2 separate regions of the Mus musculus genome follow, and region 1 is linked to region 2. Evidence: chromatin loops called from intact Hi-C (ENCODE). Cell type or tissue: left cerebral cortex. All regions are shown on one strand. Links, peaks and the distances in the headings refer to the core of each region. The heading gives the core; the rest is flanking DNA. Region 1 has its middle 250 kb from the start of Gm35236. Region 2 has its middle 10 kb from the start of Gm35236.

Evidence for each region. A loop is a pair of places that touch in the nucleus more often than their neighbours do. Peaks named below come from ENCODE experiments on the same cell type or tissue, not always from the same donor. Only the 100,000 strongest peaks of a DNase experiment are listed, where the experiment ranks them.
Region 1: it touches region 2 in a loop (2.6-fold over the local background); 1 of 42 quality-filtered maps calls a loop at or near these places.

The regions. Positions count from the first base shown.
Region 1 is chr3:66,649,072-66,651,985 of GRCm38, forward strand. No RefSeq gene overlaps it. Among named protein-coding and RNA genes, the nearest start is that of Gm35236, 250 kb to the left of the region's middle. In left cerebral cortex, for the core only: no CTCF peak of the experiment used is centred there; a DNase peak (open chromatin) is centred at 1,573.
Region 2 is chr3:66,409,180-66,412,093 of GRCm38, forward strand. No RefSeq gene overlaps it. Among named protein-coding and RNA genes, the nearest start is that of Gm35236, 10 kb to the left of the region's middle. In left cerebral cortex, for the core only: a CTCF peak has its summit at 1,616 (motif pointing right); a DNase peak (open chromatin) is centred at 1,729; H3K4me3 peaks cover 463 bases.

The DNA.
Region 1 (2,914 bases), core at 221-2,720, 240 kb after region 2:
GAGTCATGTCCTGACTTCCCCCAATGATTGATTATGATGTGGAAGTGTAAGCCAAATAAACCTTTTCCTCCCCAACTTGCTTTTTGGTCATGGTGTTTAATCTCACCCATAGATCCAAACTAAGATACCAGGTGATAAAATACAGTAAGCAGGATACTTCTTCCAGCTCCAAATAAAAGGTTTTTAATTGTATTATTAGCTGAAGAAATATACCAAACATAAGAGGAACCCTTAGCAGATATGAAGCTGCTAATGTTCTGATCTGACTGGTCCCAAGATGTGACCATCCTCTTCATCCTCATCCCTGCTATTCTGGCTGAGCCACGATCTTCATCCTCATCCCTGCTATCCTGGCTGAGCCACGGTCTTCATCCTCATCCCTGCTATCCTGGCTGAGCCACGGTCTTCAACACCAGGCACTGAGCCAGATTCTGCATGCATGGAAGGGTCTAAGGGAGAGGAGTCCTACTCCTAAGGAATTTGTGGACCAAGTGTGAGAATCACAATCACAAATGATGCTGATGCTGTTAAGATGCACAACAGGATGCCTACAGCATGGCAGACACTCAACACCGCTGAGGTGATACTGTTGCATACCACATGCCAACAATCTATTCCTTGGGAAGCCGTTTCAGCTCTTATGGTAATTCCTCCAGTACTTCTTTGATTGACAATATCTCCGCTAAGATGGATATTCCAGAAGGCAGGGATTACAGTGCCTGTTCACCATTGCCCTTCTCCTGGGATCCTGCACAGTGCTTGACGTTGGGAATCTCTATGTGGGGATGAATGAATGAATGAATGAATGAACTAATGTAGACAAATACCAGGGACGAGGTATGGTTGAACCAAGGCCTTGAAGGGTGAGTTTAACAGGTCATGAAAAGGAACAAATGGAAATAAGAAATATGACCCCTGTCCAGAGCACACAAGGCTCTGGCATGCTCCTACCATGGTAGGAAGTTCATTGGCAAATGTGGCTGGGTTGGGCAGAAAATAAAATATAGGAGATCATGGAGAGATTTTAGGTCAGATCAGCACACAAAGTGCCTTGGCATACCAGGACTTTTTCCTGGAGGCAAAGGGGAATTGGCTGGTTTCTGTAAATAAGACGTAACAGAGTTAACCAGCTTCATTTTTTCCTTGGTGATAACCAACAACAGGGTAGAAAATGAATTGAAGGTTTCCTGGACCTGGGCCAAACTCTCCGAGGCCTTCTCCCACTGTTTCAGCCTAACCCTTGCTGTCTCTTTAATATTTTACAGTGTCTGGCAGATTTATGATTGTTTTAGTTATCGCGAAGTTTATCTCCCTCTGACACCTGGGGAGGCGTCACGTCACTCTGCCTCTATAGCCTCAGCACATCCTGAAATGAAGAATAAGCAGGAGGAGCGGCCGGGGCCGGGCCTCTTCACTGGAGGCCTTTGAGCAGCCTCTGCACAACCAGACCTTGTGAAGACACACACCAACTCATCAGTGCTTGCAGCAGGATCGACGCAAGCGTGTTGCTACTGGCACAAACACAACCACCTGGACACATCCCAACTTCTACACAGGCCAGAGAGCCAGGCCCACTCACTTCCCACAGAACTGCAGACAGCCCCTTCCACAGAAGTCCATCCAGCTCTCGCAGCGCCTCAACGGGGGAGCTGGGCTCCTGCCATCTTTGGGGCTCCTCGGTGTTTGGGAGGTTATGGGGAGTGGGGGGGCCGCTCCGCGTATTTGATCGGAAGCTGCTCATCTGCTTATATCAACACCTTCTTCAAACCGGTCCTGCGAGGAGTCCACAACCTCTGCCTGCTGATCAGCTGAGAGAGAGCTGTTTAGAGAAGAGCGGTGACAACAGTTCCCTTGAAAGAGGAGCCAAGAAGAAAGAACAGCAAGAAAACAGACAAAGGTGAGCTGGCCAAGATCTTAAAAGAGCCACTGGCACTGAACATAGCCCTATAGGCTTCAAGATTAAAACCATTGTTGTCTAATAAATGGATTTATGTGTGAATTTATGGTTAAAAGACAGGAAATCTCCTTCTACCCAGTAGGGACTCAACACAGCTTTTCTCTGCCAGGTGTCTGGTTATAAAAGTGCATAGCGACAGGCAGGCTCTTCCCAGCCTAAACCCTCAGCCCCAAGGTTTATTGCCCTGAAGGCAGGGCTCAGAGGCGAGCGCGGGGGTGGGGGTGGGGGAACACCGCATGGAGGGGGTTCTCCGTTCCTGAACCCCTTGCACAGGCCCTACCTTTTCCGCTGTCTCTTTTCAAGGCTCCTCCTCCGATCCTGTAATTCCACCCTTTCACCAGCCTGAGCTTCAACTGTTTCTATCAATTTACAATGGTCCCTCAGACATCTGCTGCTCCATTTGTACCAAAAAAAAAAAAAAAAAAAAAAAAAAAAAATCTTAAAAATGAGAGAATGGGAGCCCAGAAATGATTCACAGGCTACTGGAACTAAGGGGGTTTTTGTGGCTACCTTAATTCAAATCAAACTGCGGGTAGGCAACGTAAATACCTTTGCAACTCTTTACTAACAGAAAATTCAACTGCATCTTGAATGTTTACAAAGCAAGTGGGATAGGCAACTCAGGCTTTTTTTTTTTCTTTTTTTTTTTTCTTTTTTTTTCTTTAGCTTTATTTGGCCTGTTTTCTTCTACTAATGAAAATCAGGCATTGGGTGTAATGCTGTTTTGTGTTTATAATAAAACCTCATTAACTCAAATGCAACTAATTTATAACTTGTGATAATTTGGCCACAACAGAGCTGAATTTCCTATGTGCAATATACGATTTTACTAAGCAAATTAATAGCTTAAATCAAATTTTAGAAAGCTTCTTTAACTTCCCCAGACAAATTATCTTTAAGGGCCTTATTAGGAGGTATTCACAGCATAGAAAGAAAAGGAAAATTAAGATTCATTTC
Region 2 (2,914 bases), core at 327-2,826:
AGCTGCCATGTACAGTCCTGTTTGAGGTTGTAAGGTGTACAATACTGCTTTGTTCCCAGCAACCTGTAATAAGAAATTATACGTTTTAAATTTAAATTATAAGAATTAAAGTTCTTAAATTGTGGAGAACATAGCTACCACTTGGGGCCTGAGGATGCAATTGGCCGTGACTGTATTCTCAGGTGTATCACGTGTTCCTTCTCATTCTTTTGTTCTTTTCCTCTAGAAGGCTTCTTTCATTCCTTTCCCTATACCCAGAATTCCCCTTCCGCATTGTATTAAAAATCCTTCTTACATTTGTTTTTTTAAAAATGTTTTTATTTTATGCACACTGGTCTTTTGCCTGCATATATGCGTCGGTGAGGGTGTGAAATGCCCTGGAGCTGGAGCTACAGACAGTTGTGAGCTGCCATGTGGTTTCTGGGAATTGAACCTGGGTCCTTTGGAAGAGCAGCCAGTGCTCCTAACCGGTGAGCCATTTCTCCAGCCTCCAGCAAACTCTTTTTGATTGTTTGCTCTGAGCCCACCTGCACTTTCACTCTGCACATGGGACAAACAGAGCTCAGAAGAGATTCAGTAACTTGACTGTTATGGCAGCTTACAAGGTATCCCATTGCAGGGAGCTAGAGGCAGATCCCAGGGAGAGGACCTATCCAGGTTTCAGTCAAAAGAGCCTGTGTCCAGGACATGTTGCCAGCATCCCTTCCCACATCCCCTCTTCCTGATGGTGAAAGTGTTCACATGTGCCCTGTGCTTAATTGCTGCATATTTTACTTCAAAAATAATTCTGGCCTTTTCTTGAATCAGTTTTTGCTTTAAGGCATTTTATATTATTATTTCAGTGACAAAGTATATCACTTGGCATTAATATGTTATAACTAAAGACAGTGCAGAGTAATACAATTGTGTAGACTTCTAATTATATTACGAGTGGGGCAAAGAAAGTAAGGCAGAAGTCTGTTCTTGACTGGGAAAGAGAACGGCAATTTCAGCGGTACCCAGTACACGGAAAGACTGAACCAAAGTGTGTTTTAGAGCAGCTGTCTACAGCATCACACACTACTGAGAATGTTCTTCTTTGGGATCACTAGTGTTGTTCAGAGTCTGAGATTCTGTAGTCCAAGGTGCTGCCACACTAGAGACCACTGTCTCCAGATGGACAGTGGATGCGTCTTTTCCTGTACAGTCAACCCCACCAGGGGTATTAAACCCAAAAGACTTCTGGACAGTTTGCTTTGCCATCAAACACCCAACTCTTCTCTATTTTCACAATAGAACACACCCAGAGGATTTAAGCATAAATTTAGCAAGTTTTCTGCAAGACTATTTTGTTCATCCCCGGAAGTATTGTCAATGCAATTAAATTTGAGATAATGAATCACGGAAGTTGATCTCAGAAGTGAAAAAAAACCTGTGATTTAAATTGCCAATATACAGATACTTTCGGTTCTTGCAAGCCACTGCCAACTGTGCATGCCGGAAGTTAAATTCTCAATAGCTTGTTATTATTGATGCAACCATTAGTCATTAAAAAAAAAAAAAAAAAAATCTTGAACTAAGTAATTTGCATCCAAAAGATGACATCAGCAACACCATGAGCTTGTTGTTCTGGGGAGCGGTCACTAGATGGCGAACTTGGAATTCAAAACTTAAAGAAAAAAAAAAAAGAAAAAAAAGGAAGAAAAGAAAAGAAAGAAAGCAATCTCAGCCTCCGAGGAACAAGACTGCTACCAAAGCATCTATTGTACTTACAAAGCTGCATGTGCACAAGCAAGAAGGTACCACTTGCCCGGAAGATGGTATTTTCTTTCCTCCCAGACTTTGATATGCCTCTCTCTCTCCTCAGGACAGGTCACTTCTCTGCACAGGCACTGTTCCTGTGTGAGTTCACCTTTTGAAACTTACTCTATTCCTAGCCCTGTGACTGAGTAAAAAAATGTGTTCCTTAAGATGTGGCTTCTTTCTTCCTCCGGCCTTGACACCACTCGCTCCGGAGAACTAAGGCAGTGCATCTTCTAGCCGCATTCCGGATGCTAATCCAAGGCGGTCTGCAAAAGCTCGTTGATTTGTAGAGCAGTCCTTCTCCTCCATGAATTATATGCCATCTTTATTCTCCCTTATGATGGTGGCAATAAATCGTTCTTTAAAAATTTTTTTTTTAAAGAAAGTCTGTATCAATGGAGTGGTTGTTCTTGTAGCAACTCTTTAAATATGGTCATAATGAATAAATACATGAGCCCGGTTCTCTTCTAGGAGTGAGGACAGGAAGTCGGAACGACACCTGTGTGTGGTCGATTCTAAAACAATAGAATACATTGAGACTTCTGTAGCAAATCAGGGAGTTTATTTGCAAGTTCTAATCCAGGGCTAACTGGTTCTCTATCACTAATAGTGTGTGTGTGTGTGTGTGTGTGTGTGTGTGTGTGTGTGTGTTGGTGTGTGTGTGTGTGTGGAATACAAGGGAAGGACTGAACTAGAATATGAAGTTATTTTGTTTCTACACCAGTTAAGTGTTTCTGTTGAGCATGAAACACAAAAGAGTCTCTTACACACATTGACTCTCTGGCTGCAGCCACAGAACCTAGGCACCTGGAGCTCTGTCCCCAAGTGGCTTCTCCTAATTTGCTAAATAACCTTGGGCAAGTCTCTTAACCTTTGCAAACCCCAGCTTCTCTTTCTACAAAGGGGGAATCCGAGAGCTGTCTCTTCCCAATTCTTGGGAACATCCTAAGGATTAATGAAGAGAGAAAGGCAGCCAGGGGTCCACTGTGGCTCTCAGAGAGGTGGCTCTAACCTTCGGATGAAAATCATAAACATAAACAGAACCAATACACACTGGCAATCCAGGCTGAAGTCAAGAGGTCTTGACATTCTGTGGGTTTCCATTTTTTCCCATTCCTCAAAGATGATGAGC